Regions from separate parts of the Homo sapiens genome. Here region 1 is linked to region 2. A link is an interaction called in ENCODE POLR2A ChIA-PET data of the cell type or tissue named here. Cell type or tissue: OCI-LY7. All regions are shown on one strand. Links, peaks and the distances in the headings refer to the core of each region. The heading gives the core; the rest is flanking DNA.

Evidence for each region. ChIA-PET counts read pairs that join two places held together with the same protein. Peaks named below come from ENCODE experiments on the same cell type or tissue, not always from the same donor. Only the 100,000 strongest peaks of a DNase experiment are listed, where the experiment ranks them.
Region 1: POLR2A ChIA-PET joins it to region 2 with 6 read pairs; 2 of 35 experiments call an interaction of 5 or more read pairs at or near these places.

The regions. Positions count from the first base shown.
Region 1 is chr3:172,218,889-172,227,091 of GRCh38, forward strand. FNDC3B (fibronectin type III domain containing 3B) reads left to right here. Exons shown (of 26, transcript NM_022763.4): 4 at 7,983-8,059. It also overlaps the pseudogene RPS27AP8. Among named protein-coding and RNA genes, the nearest start is that of FNDC3B, 180 kb to the left of the region's middle. RefSeq lists an enhancer at 3,885-4,388 and a silencer at 4,931-5,225. In OCI-LY7, for the core only: no CTCF peak of the experiment used is centred there; no DNase peak of the experiment used is centred there.
Region 2 is chr3:172,096,262-172,104,464 of GRCh38, forward strand. The region is part of intron 1 of FNDC3B (fibronectin type III domain containing 3B); the gene reads left to right. Among named protein-coding and RNA genes, the nearest start is that of FNDC3B, 61 kb to the left of the region's middle. RefSeq lists enhancers at 6,874-7,018, 7,584-7,783 and a cis regulatory region at 6,939-6,952. In OCI-LY7, for the core only: no CTCF peak of the experiment used is centred there; DNase peaks (open chromatin) are centred at 4,440, 4,990, 6,050, 6,490 and 1 weaker place; H3K4me3 peaks cover 3,667 bases; H3K27ac peaks cover 4,849 bases.

The DNA.
Region 1 (8,203 bases), core at 1,449-6,448, 120 kb after region 2:
GCCATCAGTACCTAGCTTCTGTGTGAAAATAACACCTTGAAAGAAGACGAGTTTGCCAGCAGCAGTTTAAGGAACAAGAGATCTTGCTTTCAAAGGAAAGTGAAATTAGAAAAACAAGAAGAACAGAGTTCTTGTCCCTGTTGTTCCATCTCTTGCCTGCTCTTTCCTGGGCTGGTCAGCTTGCTTCTGGGCCTCAGTCTGTTTATTTGTAAAGCTGTGAGACTTCTACTATATCCTAAGGGCCTTTGACCTCCTCAGTTCTGCAATTACTAACGTTTCCACAAGATAGTAATCTTTTTAAATCTTGTAAAATTTAGACAGTGCCTGAAATGCCTTCTTGTGTTTATTTGTTTATATGTCTGTATCCCCATGCAGTTGCTTGTGGATAGACAATGCACCTCTTGGCCTTTGCATAGCACAGTGTCTAGAAATAGTGTCCTTACAAATATGAATGTATGTGGAATGAAAATGTGCTCTCAGAGATTTATATGCAGTTGCTGTTTTGTAGCTTGTTAGTAACCCCAGTTTTACTACCTTATCTTTCTTTGGTTATTTGCATAATTTTTCAATTCTTTTTTTGTTAAGGTGAAATGCATAAAACATAAAATTAACTCATTAAGTAAATACACCTATTCACAATGTTATGCAACCACTACCTCTGTTTCCAAAACGTTTTTCATCACCCCAAAAAGCTGTACCCATTGAGCGGATGCTCCTCAGTCCTGCAAACCTTCCACCCACCCTCCTGCCTCAGCCTTTGGCAACCACCAATCTGAGTTCTGTTTCTGTAGATTTATTTATTCTGAATATTTCGTGTAAGTGGAATCACACAATATGGGTGATCTTTTGGGTCTGATCCTAATGCTTTCAAGCTTTATCAGCATTGTAGCTTGTATTAGTGCTTCATTCCTTTTTATGGTGGAGTAGTATTCTATGGTTTGTACACATTTTATCCATCCTTCTCCTGATGGACATTTCAGCTCTTTCTATCTTTTGAGTATTGTGAACATGAACACATGTACAGGCTGCTGTGAACATGCCTGTAGATGTGTTTGTTTATGTGTTTGCAATTCTCTTGGATATATTACTTTCAATGGCAAAAAACACAGTTACTTTTGCACCAACCTAATACAAGTAAAAGTGGAATTGGTGGGTCATAAGGTAATTTTACATTTAACTTTGAGGAAGTGGTACAGTTTTCCACAGTTTCTGTTTACTTCCTACCAGCAGTGTACAAGTTTCCAATTTCTCCACAACTTTGTCAACACTTGTTATTTTCTGTGTGTGTGTGTGTGTGTCTTTTAATAGCCATCCTAGTGTGTGTGAAGTGGTATCTCATCATGGTTTTGATTTGTATTTTCCTCATGACTGATGATGTTGAGCATCTTCTTATGTGTGTGCATGTGTTTGTGTGTTGGCTATTTACATATTATCTTTGGAGAAATGTCTATTCAATTCCTTTAGCCATTTTTAAGTAGGGTTGTTTGTCTTTTTGTTGAGTTGTGAGAGTTCTTCATATATTCTGGATACAAGTCCCTTATCAAATATGATTTGTAAATATTTTTCCCATTCTATAGGATGTGTTTTCATTTTCCTAGTTATGTCTTTTGATGCACAAAAGTTTCTAATTTTGATGAAGTTCATTTTATCTGTCTTTTGTTGCTTGTACTTTTGGTGTCTATAGATCTGTTGCCAAATGCAGTGTCATGAAGATTTACTTCTGTTTTCTTCTAAGAGTTTTATTTTTTTTAAGCTTCTATAAGTAGGTCTATGATCCATTTTGAGTTGATTTTTGTATATGATATGAGATAGGGGTCCAAGTTCATTCTTTTTGTCTATTTGGAGTCCCTGGAATTTTGATAGGATTACATTGACTCTAGATCACTTTGAGTATTATTGCTAGCTTAATAATAAATCTTCCATGGCTGGGTGTGGTGGCTCATGCCTGTAATCCCAGTACTTTGGAGGCCGAGGAATATCACTTGAGCCCCAGGAGTTTGAGATCAGCCTGGGCAATATAGTGAGACTCTGGCTCTATTAAAAAAAAATAAATAAATCTTCTTTTTCATGCTACTATTTAGCAGTGTTTTGTAGTTTCAGTATATAGACCATTCACTCCATTGATTAAATTTATCACCAGGTATTTTATTCTTTTGGATGCTGTTATGATTGGAATTGTTTTCTTAATTTTCTGATTGTTCATTCCTGGTGTGTAGAAACACAATTGGCTTTTTTTGTGCAGATATTATACCTTGCAGGTTTACTGAATTAGTGTGCTAGCTCTAGTAATTTTTTTTGTGGGATCTTTGAGATTTTCTATACGTTGGGATATGTCATATGTGAGTAGATAAGTTTTACTTCTTCCAATTTGGATGCCTTTCTTTTTCTTGCCTAATTGTTCTGGCTAGAACTTCCAGTACAATGTTGAATCTCAGTGATGAAAGTGGACATCCTTGTCTAGTTCCTGATGTTGGTGGAAAGTCTGGTTCTTATAGTCTTCTGTCTCATGAAGTCAGAGCTTATCAAAGCATGGTCCCTAGACAGCAGCATCCATACCACCTGGGACCTTGTTAGAAATACTCATTCTTGGAGGTTCCCTCTGAACTTTCTGATTCTGACACTGTGCGAAGTGGGGCCTAGCAATTTGTATTTTAAGAAACGCTCTAGATGATGTGGATGCACACTGAAGTTGAAGAACCACTGCAGCAGAGTTCGAATTTCTTTAAAGTTAGCATCTGTGCTTTATTTTCTTTGTCTTCCTTTTAGTTCCCTTGTGGGATTAATCAGTGTTGAATAATTTAAAAAAAAAAAAGAATGTCAAGGCTAACCAAAGTGCCTACATTATCTCTTAGCTTGTGTAAGAGTCTTGAGTCACCATGAATGATTGCAGATTCATCATTAGACATTTATGAGATTCATCAGAAGACCTCACATTTTGTATGCAGTCTTAGACCCATTGCAAACAGCTTAAATGTACTTGTATTTAGACCATTTGTTCTGATAATTACTTTCACCATTATTATCTGTTTACCTACTAGCTGTGGCCTTATGGCTACTTCTGCCAGCAAGAATTTCTGTTCCTCAGCTATTTAAAAAGACTGAAGGGTCACTTTTATAGGATAAATTAGATTTTATCACATCATTATTTCATCTTTGCCTTATTTTCATCTTGCTATGTTGTGATGTCAACTCCTTTACATCCTTTTTGAGCAAGATGATATTTAAATCAATTAGGAAAAAATGTGATCTATTGCAGCTAATGGCTATTGTTGAAAAATAGCCGTTTAGACACACAAGTACCAGTTTATAGACAAGCACAATAATTCTATGAATTCATTATCAGATTATAGACAAGCACATGAATACTCAGATGATAAAAATACCATTTAAAAGTGCCTGAAATTATAGTATAATTGATTAGTTTATAGCTGATCTTTTTCTAAGACTTGTTTAAATGATGATTTGTACCCTGGATTCCCAGTTTCCACCATTTCAGACTTCCAAACTTTATTTGTAATTCACCTAATCAGTCTGGTTCTGTCTGCTCCCAGAATGGGTGAATGTTGTGAAGATAGCATCTGAGATGTGTGAGCTCTAGGTCAGCAGTTCCCAACCTTTTTGGCACCAGGGACCGTTTTTGTGGAAGACAATTTTTCCACGGATTGGGGGTGAGGGGGGCTGTTTCAGAATGAAACTGTTCCACCTCAGATCATCAGGCATTAGTTAGATTCTCATAAGGAGCACACAGCCTAGATCCCTCTTCACGATAGGGTTCGCTGCTGATTAGGAATCTAATGCCGCTGCCGATCTGACAGGAGGCAGAGCTCAGGCAGTAATGCTCGCTTGCCCACTGTTCATCTCCTGCTGTGCAGCCCATTTCCTAACTGGCCACAAACCAATAGTGGTCCGTGGCCTGGGGATTGGGCGCCCCTGCTCTTGGGGATCCCTGGTAGCAGGGAAGAAACAGAGGATGAGGCAGAATGATCTTGCAGCCTTGGTGGAGGCTCAGGAGCTCTCCAAGAGCTTGTGTGGTCCTAAGAATACAATGTTGCTGGTCTTTCCTTTTGTCTCTTTGATGTGTGAATACTGTCATACAATCATTGCATTAATTACCATTGATTGAATAATAAAGCGGCTCTCCAACCTTTCTGGTTCAAGGTTTAAGTAAATGAAAATTCAATTCATTAACAATTGCTAGCAGACTTTTAGGAACTTTACGAAGAGAAATTAGTGTTTTAATTAGGGAAAGATTACAATAATATTGGGCATTCTCAAACACAGTTCAGCAGAGATAGTAAACTCACAGATTGGGAAATAAATGTTTAGGAAGACAATAACTTCTTTTCGTACCACTATGGTGAATGAGATTTTATTTTGCTAGCTTTTAAACTCCAAATTGCCTATAGATGCAATGGTTTATTTCAGAAAGGAGAGGAACTTGGGGTTCTAAGGCAAGGTGGAGTTTTGGAAACTATTAGTGCATATTTTTAAATGTCCTTTGAAATAGTTTTGATGACAGTGACAAAAGGGGGAACAAGCATGTTAAAGTCATTTGGCTACTCTTGAAATCAAGACTGTGAAGAAAACCTTTTCTAGCTGTAAATCACATGCTTGTCCTACATTCTTTAAAGCATTTTACACAAATGACTTTAACAGTTTTAGGGGTCATGCCTGGGGTTAAGAGACTATTTGCATGGTATACGTTTTGGTGATTAAAAAGCAATACTTTATTGAGATGGTAGCACCTCTGTTCACACTCTGTACTGTGAAACATTTTATTTTTACCTAATGAGGAAGGATTGTTCCCTAAGTCAATGTTGTACCAAGTGTATACTTGTTGATTTTATGTTGCATGGGTGTGGAATATTAAAAAGCTTTACTACTTGTAATAGTAACAAAAAAAAATTTAAAAAGCAACCAAAACTATCTATAAAATTATAAAAAGCATTGTAAAGAATAATGATAACTAGTAACATTTTGATGAGTGATTATTGTGCCATGCACTGCTCTAAGCGCTTTTGCGTGTAATGAATTTCATCTTTAAACCTGACCATATGAAGTAAGAATTGTTATTCTCACTTATGACTATTAGGAAGTAAGGTTCAGAAAGGCTAAGTGAATTGTTCAAGGTCACGCAACCAGTGTGAATAGTGAGCTGGGGAATAAAACCAGGCAGATCACACTCTTAACATCTGCTCCATTGAGCTGTGTACATCAGCCCTTGAATTTCACAGATACTGCTCAGGATGGGGCAGACATCATTGTTTATGATTTATTTTTAATGAGTCAATTCAAATACAAATATTAAGTAAATACACAACTCTCTCGTTGGCTGTGTCAAAAATGCTGAGGCTGACAAGAAAAATGGATTTGGAAACCAAAGCCTTCAGCGATTGGTGGATGTATTCGTTTAAATTATACTTAAGAATTAAATGGGGTCATGCAATGATCGATTTTTATGCCATTCTCTTCTTTTGCTTTAAATTATTGCCAATGTGTTAGCATGTGAGAGACTGCTGTGTTTACTTTTTACAGTTACAGAGATGACCAGATAGTTGAGTGATTTGGTATATTATCCATGAATTTGGATTGAACGGTTGGCATTTGGAATGTTAGATAAATAGTATACAAATTTTCTTCCCTGCTCCTGTTTTTTTTCCTATTTCACAGACTTGTTCATATGCTCACCAGTGTCCCTGTCCCTTTCCCCCTGCTGAGTCCTCTCCTGTGAAGTGGTCATAACGCTGGTTGTACTGTGAAGTGAAGGATGCATTGTGTGCACGTTTAAATGCAGCACTGGATGGCAGGATCTGCCTTTTACCAAATAAAGTGTTGTATTTCTCTTGGTTTTTGTTCCAGCTGAGCAATTTTCATTGCCGACAGCACAACATACATTAGGATAAAGCAAATAAACAATGCAAGGCACTTGGAGCCAGGAAGTCGCATCTCAGACTAGAAACACATAGTTTTCTATTGACATTTGGGAGGTGGGCTGCTAAATAGGCGAGCCAGCCACCAAATAGAAAACCAGTGGCCATGAGGTTCTTGCACTTCTAGGGAAGCCATTTATTTAATCGTTAGATCTTTGAAAGGTGTCTGAAGTTGATTTTGATGTAACAACAGCCAGTTTCTTTGTAATTAAATATTAACTCAAAACTATGTCTTGGGTAACTGTTAACCTTTGCCATTTGTTGTTTGCCTTAGACATGTAATTAACATTCATTGAATTTAATTTGTTGTTGTTCACGTCTTTTATTAACTCATACACAATTACTTGTCTTCTGTTTTTAAAAACTTTTTTGGGAAGACAGGGTCTTGCTCTGTGCGCAGGCTGGAGTATGGTGGCTTGATCTTGACTCACTGCAGCCTCGACCTCCTGGGCTCAAGCCATCCTCCCACCTGAGCCTTCCAAGTAGCTAGGACCACAGGCGCGCACCACCATGCCTAGCTAATTTTTTATTTTTTGTAGAGATGGGATCTCGCTATGTTGCCCAGGCTGGTCTCAAACTCCTGGGCTCAAGTGAGCCACAGTGCTGAGCCTTGTCTTCTGGTTTGTTGAAGCAGTAAGTCAGACAATATTTGCCACAATAATGTCTGTCAATTGTTTGTGGCTGGCCATAAAAACTCCAGCATCACATTCATCTGAAGGACACTGCTAATGAAGGCCACTCATTTTGCTGTTGTCATCCACCTTATTGTATCTCAGGACATCCAGCTTAATCTTTTTCTATTATGTTTATTCTTCTTGGGAGTGGTATGACTACTTCTATGAAGTCCCAACACAAGATGAAGAGCGGACTCCTTTTGAATGTGTAGTTAGAGTATGTTCATCCTTCAGTTGCTTGCCAGCAAAGATCAGTCTCTGTTGATCAGGAGAAATTCCTTCTTTATTCTGGATCTTGGCCTTTGGATTTTCTGTTGTGTCCAAGGGTTCAACCTTGAGAGTGGTGCTCTTCCTGTAAGGACTTTTATGAAAATCTGCCTGTTGCTTGTGGTTCCATCCCAGATGGTGGATCAGAAAACTGAATTTCCTATTTTGAAACAAATTTCTTGTTAATTTAATACTTTACTTTGAAATAATCCATGTAAATTTGGCATACATATTTTTAATAGTTCCTTATTTTAAAATATGATCTAGACCTGGCACGGTGGCTCACAGCTGTAATCCCAGCACTTTGGGAGGCCAAGGCAGGCGGGTCTTGAGGTCAGGAGTTCAAGACCAGCCTGGCCAACACAGTGAAACCCGTCTCTACTAAAAATACAAAAATTAGCTGGGCGTGGTGGCGGGCACCTGTAATTCCAGCTACTCGGGGGGCTGAGGCAGGATAATCGCTTGAACCTGGGAGGCAGAGGTTGCAGTGAGCCGAGATCGCGCCATTATACTCCAGCCTTGGTGACAAGTGCGAAACTCTGTCTCAAAAAAAAAAAAAAAAAATGTATTCTTTCCCCCTGCCTTATTCAGTTGGTTTGGAATAATTTAAGGATTTCTTCTATTTCAAATTATGGCATATTACAGTAATTTATTAAAAATAATCTAACTGAAAATCATAAATGCAAAGTCTATAGGAGCTTTCTAAACCAGAATAAAAAATAATTTTATAATTGATTTGTTTAAATATTGATTAATTATGCATTCTTTTAAAGGCCAAATAAAAAGAAAGAAACTTTTTGCCCCACTCTGTTACACTACTACTAACTGAGCAATCTTGGTTTATGGAACTTGAGGTTTTGGGAATCATTAAATATTTATAAAGATACTTATAGTTTTGGGTTTTTTGTTTGTTTTCTTTGAGTTGTATAGCTGGAGAATTCCTTTTCATTCATGGTTTCAGGTTTAGCTTTAAGGCAATATATACCAACTTTTGAAGAGCAAATTGTCAAAGTCATTAATTATCTTCAGTTTGGATAGTACATTGAAAACATTAATTATTTTGAATAATGTATGTTTCTTCAGCTATTAACATCTGACTCGTCTGTTTTAGGACCTGCTGAAGTTCCCATGATGTCACCCAATGGATCCATTCCTCCCATTCATGTGCCTCCAGGTTATATCTCACAGGTAATCCATTTGATGGACTTCTCTACTCACTATGGACACTGTCGTTGCTCCAACAGAATATATGTTGAGGCTTCAAAGCCATATTCCAGGAGTTAATTTGGGTACCGTAGTGCTAGGTTTGCCATCATTTTGTGGCACCACATG
Region 2 (8,203 bases), core at 2,065-7,064:
AGAAAATGCACCCTTTAACTTTCAGAAACTTGCATACCTATAAACGTAGAAACAAGGAATTGCATTTTTATTAATTCATGGAATCCAGTCTTCATAATGGATTTAAATAATTCTATTTAAAATATGTGCACACAATCTAAAAGCATTTTGTCATTGTAGCCTAATATCATATAAAAAGAAATTGTGCCTCTGAGTGCACAGTGGACATACCTGTTGTATCATCTGTTTTTCTGGTTTATTGCCATCTTTCTGCCAGAGTCCAGGACCCTAGAGGAGAATTTCACCATCTTCTCTGAAGTAAAATGTGATTTAGGAACCAGCTTGCTTATTTTTTAAAGTAATGAGTATCACTGTTATGTATCAAAAATAAAAAAATAGGCAGATTGATTATAATCTGTAGCCCCTTACTGTAAATTTCAAATAGAAAAGCAAGATTGAGAGGAAATACATCATCATTTTAACAGTGGCTATTTTTGAGTGGTGAGATTATGAACAATTAAACTTTCTTCTTGCTTTTCTGTATTTTCAGATTTCTAGAGTGAACATGTATTATACGCTATAACGCATAGGAATGTGGGAATAAAAATACGGGCCAAATATTTTTAAAAGGTATGGGATGAGGGCGGGTGGGCTGGAAAGAACCCATAAAGATAAGAGTGGGTAGTTACTTTTCCACTGTTAAAGAATGAGGCTTGCCAGCTCCTAAGGAAATCTCTGACCCCACCCTGTACTTTTCAAGCAAGAGCTTTTGAAGTCTTTTGTGCTAGTTAGAGACTAGCATAGTTAGTACAGCTAAGTAAGTATGTAACAGATTCTATTATTAGGTTTATCTTTGCTGATTCCCATTTGATTGACAGCGAGTTCTCCACCCAGAAAGTTTGATTTATTTTGGCAGTTGGAAGAGGATTTTATGGAGCACTTGTTATCTAAAAAAAGTAAGGCTGTGGAACCTGCTTCCCCCACCCCTCTTTTTTAGCTGTTTGGGTTGGTCCTAGTGAGCATGCCTAATCTAAGGATTACTCAGCAAACATGACCTTAGGGCTGGTTTTGTAAATGTTACCAAATCTATTACTTAACCACAGATGTTCTTCCATTGTTGTGTCCCACAGCCAGAGTAGAATGGTGACGATTAGTTCTGTGAGACTTGGATAAAACCTGTATTCTTTAGGTCTCTTTGTATGTGGTGGTTTGAAAGTATTTCCTCACAAAAATTTAAACAATCACATGGTGCAAAGTAAATTGAATTATGTTTTCTTAAAAAAGTTAACTTATATCATTATACAAATTATAGATGCTCATTGTAGAATATTTTAAAAAATATAGCAAGTTCAAAAGAAAAATACAACTTATTCGTTATTCTATTATCCATAAGTTAAGCATTAACATTTTGGTTCTATTTCATTTCAGTCTTTTAAAAAATTGTGTATACATATATAATCTGACTGTGTAAATTGCACTAAGCATTCTATTGTGAACACTTCCTCATAGTCTGGTTTACTTTTTCTATGTTGTAAAAGCAACTTCCTGACACTAGTAAATGGTATTATTTATGATGGGCATGGATACACATATCTTTTATTTTACAGCAGCTGCCTTAAGTAGACTTCCAGTAAATCCTTGAGATGTATGTATTACTTGTGATATTCTTTATTATTATACCCAAATTGATAGATTAGTAGAACTGGCAGGGGCATTGGTCATGGAATTCAGTCCTTTAATTTGAGAAATAATCCTTTGAGCTGGAGCTGCAAGAAATTTTTTTTTTTTTTTAAGAAATGAGAAAAATAAGCCAGAAGAGTTGCCCTTTGCCCAATATTATTAACTTATTTAATGGCCGTAAGATAACACTGTTGGAAGCAGCTGCCTCTTTTCTTGTACAGGTTGGGAAGTTGGGGTATTGAGAATTTAATCAACACATTTTTTTAAAGAACCAGGTTGTACTTCCTTACATGCTCAAGTATGGAGGAAAAAGCCAAACCCTGAGGCTAGTAGTTTAGTATTGAATTGCCAAAATCTATTTATTAATTTCATTTTTCATTCACCAGTTGATTTGATGGCATGTGTAAGCAGTCACCATTGTCTTGATTTCCTGCATGTACCTGTACAGAAGTCATTGTTAACATGATACTACTGACAGTACATGCTTTTCTAGTTGAGGAGTTAAAATAATTTTTTGGCTTTGCAGTTAAACACAGTGGTCGGTATTTAAGGTATTTAAGGAATCGGTATTTAAGGAATCAGTGGAGTTATGAAGTAATATTTGAAGTTTTGATTTTTTAAAAATTGCACATTCAATGTTAACACCTTTCAGTTGGCTTTGAAAAAGCAGTAGATTCTTGGGAGTACTTTCCAGAATATTTGAGAAAAACAATTATGGCTTAGTATTTTTTTTTTAAAGAAAAACAAAGCAATACCCTGAGAGATTATCTAGAAAAATGAAATGGAATTGTTGAGTTTCCCCTTCACCTTGGGAAGAACTCGGGGGAATGGTTGTGAACAACACTGGCTTTGTTGACCCTGAAGTGTAGGCAGTTAGGGCCTGTGAACATGGCATTTATAGTGGTCCACCATCCTTGCTGCCTTGGAAAATTCTTTCTGGAATGGCAGAGGTGCTCTTTGCAAGGCGTGCTTCCTGTGTGAGTACCTATTGTGGAGTCCTCGGTTGAATGGGAGGTTTGTGAGAAGTGGTTTCCCACCAGCACACAATGCTGCCTCTCGGCAATGTAAATACACATTCCACTCAGGGTCAGGCTAACAGTGACTGGCTAGAGCAAACGCCTTCGCAAAGAAAGATATTTTGGAGTTCCATTTATTTATAGCGGCCAGTGGAAAATTAATATGCTTGTTAAATCTATTTTTAAAAATGAAAGGGAAGTCTCTCATCTGTTTGTTGAATGCAAATCAATTAGCTGTGGCATATTTTGATTTTGCTAATTTGTTGCTCTAGGAACTGAATTTCAATGTCCTACTAATTCCTTTGTCTATATTTGAAACTTGAGGTTCTCATTTTAAAAGTTCTCTTTATGCTTTGGAAGACTTCTTTTGGGTTCTTTGATGAAAGACATAAATAAATGAATGACCCTAGAAAATACTAGATCAAATCATGGCGGGACTTAAAATGGGCTCATTGAGCAGTAAATGAAGGTCTAGAGATCAGAGCAGATATGATTCTTCCTTAAGAATGGCAACACAATATTATTTGTCGTTACTTCCTTAGTGTTTGATCATTTGCTTTGAATCTGGGGCATGAGTCTGATTACAGGAGAGATTGCACGGGGATCCCCATCTAACAGGCCTGGATTTATGGGTGTCAAGTCTCCACCTCTCCTGTACTCTGCTGACAGCCCCAGCAGGAAGTACCTGGCCCCCAACATCAGTTTTCTTAGCCCTCCAGCCTGCTTTTCTGCTCTCATGATTTACCAAATGAATTTGCCTCACAAATGTTCTCTAATGAGTGTGGCATAAAGTCCTGGAGAGAGACATCTGTGGTAGAATTAGAATACCTCTTAATTTGGATTAATTTGTTCTTCCTTTAGACCCTGTCAGGTGAACTCTAGTTGTATAATAGAAAGTATAAAGGAGGGACAGCAATCTGTTTTTTTTATGTTTTTACGTATAACTTGCTTGTGTGGAGCAACAACTCTCAAAGTGTCGTCTGGGAGACCCTTGGGTACTCCTAAGACCCTCTTGGGGGTTCATGACATCAAAACCATTAATAATCCTAAAATGTTACTTGTGTTTTTCATTCTGCTTCTTTGAGTTTATTGGTGACATTAACTGAAAAATATTTTGTGTGTGTCTTTTGTGTTCATATAAGGAGAAGTACTAAAATTGAATTGGAGAACATGCCTTTTATACCAAAGCTGAAATTTAAAAAGATTTTTCTGGAAAAATTTTAAAACCCGTTAATGAATTCCTTAAATTTAGAATTTGTGTAACTTCAGCACAGAAGAGTGTCTTGCACAGAGGAGAAACTAAATAGGTATTTCTTAAATGAATGGATGTAGCTGCTTACTTTTTCTTAACAAATTGTATTAGTATAAATTAATGTCATTGTTCACAGGCAGTGTTTAGAATATAGGCAAGCACCATGCTTTCAAACACTGAAATTCACCTATTTGCGTATAAGCCATATATATACCAATTATCATTCTTATCTATTAAATAAAACAAATCTCCTTAATTCTCTGGTGTGCGACAGTTTTCTGTCGAGAGAAAATATTTTTCTAGAGAATTTTGCATTTTTATGTTTTCAAAATGTTTATCTGAATTAGTAATATGACTATATACATACTTTATATTAAAATTTTATCATAATGAGCTAATCTGAAATAGTAAATAGATATTCCCTTACACAGTATGTCTTTGCACCTGCTAATTTGTTTGTTTGTTAACTGTTGTCATTTCATGTGAAATTTCTGTTTCGGTCTCTTCTGAGCTCTAAGTAACACCTGGTATTTGCTTTATGTTCGGTCACATTAAGTGAAAAACAAAGCTGCTTATGAGAATGTCATTAAATGTAATATTTCTCAAGAAATAACTTGCCTTTAGTTAATAAAAAACAGTTCTAAACTGATTTTCAATGTATCAGACAGTGTTCTTACTGATTTCCATCCCCCCAACCATGCAGGAGTGAGAATCAGATAATTTTTTGAAAAAATATTTGAACCAATATCTACAATTGCTTATGTCAGAAATCTTTGAAATATATATTTAAGTATAAATAGGAGGAACTGTCAGTGATGTTTAATGGTACAGATTCTTTTCCTTATAATGAATGTTTCATAACATCGGTTCAGTTAAACAAAACTGAGTGTGTAAAATAAACATGATTGAATTCTATACGAGCTGATTAAACAAAAAATTTTAGTATCCTCCTGGCTGATCAGAAATGAAGGTTAAGGCATGGGGTATGTTTTGAAGACAAATTCACCTTCTGTAACACCTGTCAGATTTCAAAGTCTAGAAAAGAGGCCACAGCTGGGAAACCAAATTTAGACATTGGGGCTTATCTCAGATGAAAGGTTTCGTAGAGCATGGAGGTCTGTTGACTTTGTGTGGTATTTCGTCAGAAGTGTCCAATGCAGATTCGTTTTTAGTTAACTGAGTATAACATTTCATTGTAATGCTATTTAACCTTATGCCTTTATTTCTAGAACCCTAGAATTCTAGCACAGTGCCACCACAAAGTGGGTACACAGTAAATATCTGGTTAACACAATGGTTGATTACCTTTTTTCAAGTTCTTTTGTTTGATGTTATTTTATAAGGTACCTTTCAGCTAGGTCCTTCTTTTGGAATATTGTTATTATTAAAGGGAGAAGCCTTCAACCTGCTTTATACTTATTTTACAGTAGTTACTTAAAATTAATAGAATCTTGAAACCCTTTGTACCAAAGATATTACTCTAGCAGTCTCTTCATCAATAACTTGCTGCCCTTTGGAAATAATTTTGCTTTTGTGTTTAATCATGGCACATTTCATTAAAATCACCATGGAAGACATAACTTTAGCAATTTATAATTTGGTTTCTGCTAGTTTTTTCCCCCCTCTAATTTTAAACCATCTAGGCTAAATGGTAGTATAATGGATTTGCTTCATCTTCCTTAAGCTACTTTAAAATGTGCTCTAAAAATTATTAAGTCTGCATTTTGGTAAGGAAGCACCAAAAACTCAATTGTAGCCTTTGTGGAGGGGAACCAAGCACTCCTTAGGAGGGAGATGTACTCTCATGGGTTGTCTTTGAAAGTTACCTTTTGATACCTTTTCTGTTTTGTACCATGTGCTTGTTTTATCTAGTCTTTAAAACTCACTAACCTATATATAAATTTTAGCCAGCTCTTCTACTTGGGTTTTGTTGTCAGATTCTTAGATGTTACAATTAGCTCGCTAAGAGCATGGACTTTTCATTATCACTTTCTGAGTCTCTTTGGGAAAATTATTTCTTTAGCCTTAGTTACTATATTTGTAAATGGACAATACCAGCTACTTCATAGGATGTTTTGATGCTAGGTAAGAATTAGTGTGCAGGTGCCCCAAACAGTGCCTTTGCCCCAGCAGGCTGAAATAGCAGCTTCAAAGCTCTTCCTCCACATCTTTCCAGAAAGCAATCAGTTGTTTGGTGCTTGCAACACATTTTTTTTTTCTTCTATTCAAGGGTGTTATGCATGTCTCTTAGGTGCCCAAATTGATGCACAAATGTGAATTTGATTCGTAATAGATCTCTACAAATAGAACAATAAAATACATTTTGGATCTTATTAAAGGGCTATCTGGAAGTCATGTACTTAAGCAGCCATATCATTCATATTATACATAAAGAAACTAAGACACAGAGAGCTTACATAGGAAAACCTTGAACCACAGTCCTGAAAAGCAGTGGGACCTGTCAAAGTGCTGTGGGGTGCCAGGCAGGTGTAGTGCCCAAGGTCTGGGCAAGGGCTGGGTAAAGCGTGAGCTTCTGGCGCTGGGGAGGAGGAGCATGTGTTCTGACTTCCTGTCTCTTTCCACCTCCCCGTGCAGATTAGAATTAGACTTCCTCAAGGGGCTTTAGAAGTGATGTTTTTCACTATCTGACTACAGTTCTGTAGACTTTTCTCTCACTGTCTTACAGAAACACATAACATTTCAAATTTCACTGAAAATCTATATTTTCAGTTATTCCCATGTTTGGATGCTGTGACCAGGTTAGCTTGGGTATGTGTGAGAATAAGGGCTCATAGCTTTGGCATGTTTCCTTGTAGATACTTGACTGTCATCCTTGGGATGTCAGGGTGTGAGATGTATTGTGATATGAGTGTACCTGGAATCTAAGTGTTCTAATAAAAATGGTTAATTACGTCTGCAAGCTTATGTAAATACCACTTAAAAACAACGAACAAAGCAAACGAACCTTTGGTTGGTAAACTTTTTTTGTAGATAAGCCCCCTTTCCCTTTTAGTTAATATTTGCAAAACTGAGCTGGTATTATGTGAGGATGTGGATCTGAGGTCAAGAGATTGTGTATATATAGTGATGTAATTTTTTTCCATTTAGTTTTTATGTTTCTGTAAAATTTGGGGTATGTCGGGCTGCTATGGAAGCAACCTCTTTATATTAATAGGGGTTTACGGAAGCAGCCTCAAATTACATGTAATTTTTACTCATAATCCTTATATATATGGATTTTTCTCCCCGAGAAAATAGTGCTTTCCTGTACATTAGATTTGAGTTCAGACATGACTCTGCTTTGCCAAATTTAAAATTATGCCAAGCCAAAAATGTTTAAAAAGCATCTATGGATTCTTGAAGGCAGGGCCTATACAATAGGGACATCCATCCCCTTTTTGCACTTAAGGGCACAGTGGATGGTTCCTTTGGGCTTGTTGCTTGAACCTAGTATTTATTTTAATCTGAAGTGGTGGTGTTTTTAATCTAAAAAACTCAGTTTCACAGGATTTCTCTGTGGATTTAAATGCTCCCGACTAAATCTTTTATGCTTATAATTGGATGTAAAACGCAAGAACGTTTTTAAGGTTAAGAACTTTTTCAGACAACTGTGATTTTACTTCACTAATGAACACATATCAGACAAGAAGGCAAATTCCAGACTGTTTGTGCCTCAACCAAGCAGCTGGGCACATACCTCCAGGTACTGCTCATGTCTCAAGAGGTTTTTCTGCATGAACAATTATCACCACTCCTTCTTTCCTTCAAGTGGCAAGCCATGGCAAGAGTCTTTCTTGCACAGCTGTATAGAACTCAGCTGTAAAATTAGATTTTATTGGCATAAAAACACAGTGATTATCAGCACTGTGTGCTCAATACATTCTTTTCTCAACATTTTACTTAGATTCTTCCTTTTATGCAGAAGGCTCAAGCTGTACTTAAATGAAGGAAACAGGTTTTTAGAAGTTTTTTTATGTGTCTTTTTTTAAGCTTTAGTTTAATCAATATTAGGTATGCAGGGTAAGCAATTGGTATTGAAGGGAGGAAACATACTCCCTTAAGATCAGAAAGGAACCTTAAGGGCTAATCTATAATATTGTCATTTTATAAGAGGAAATTAATTACTGAAGTTCAGAGCTAATTATTTTATTGACAAATCCCAGATTAGAACTCATGTTTTCCAATACTCAGTGCTGGAGCCTGTCCACTATAGTTTTTTTTTTTTTTTCCAAAGTTTTTTTTAGCATAGGGGATGTGAAAAATTCTAATAACAGTT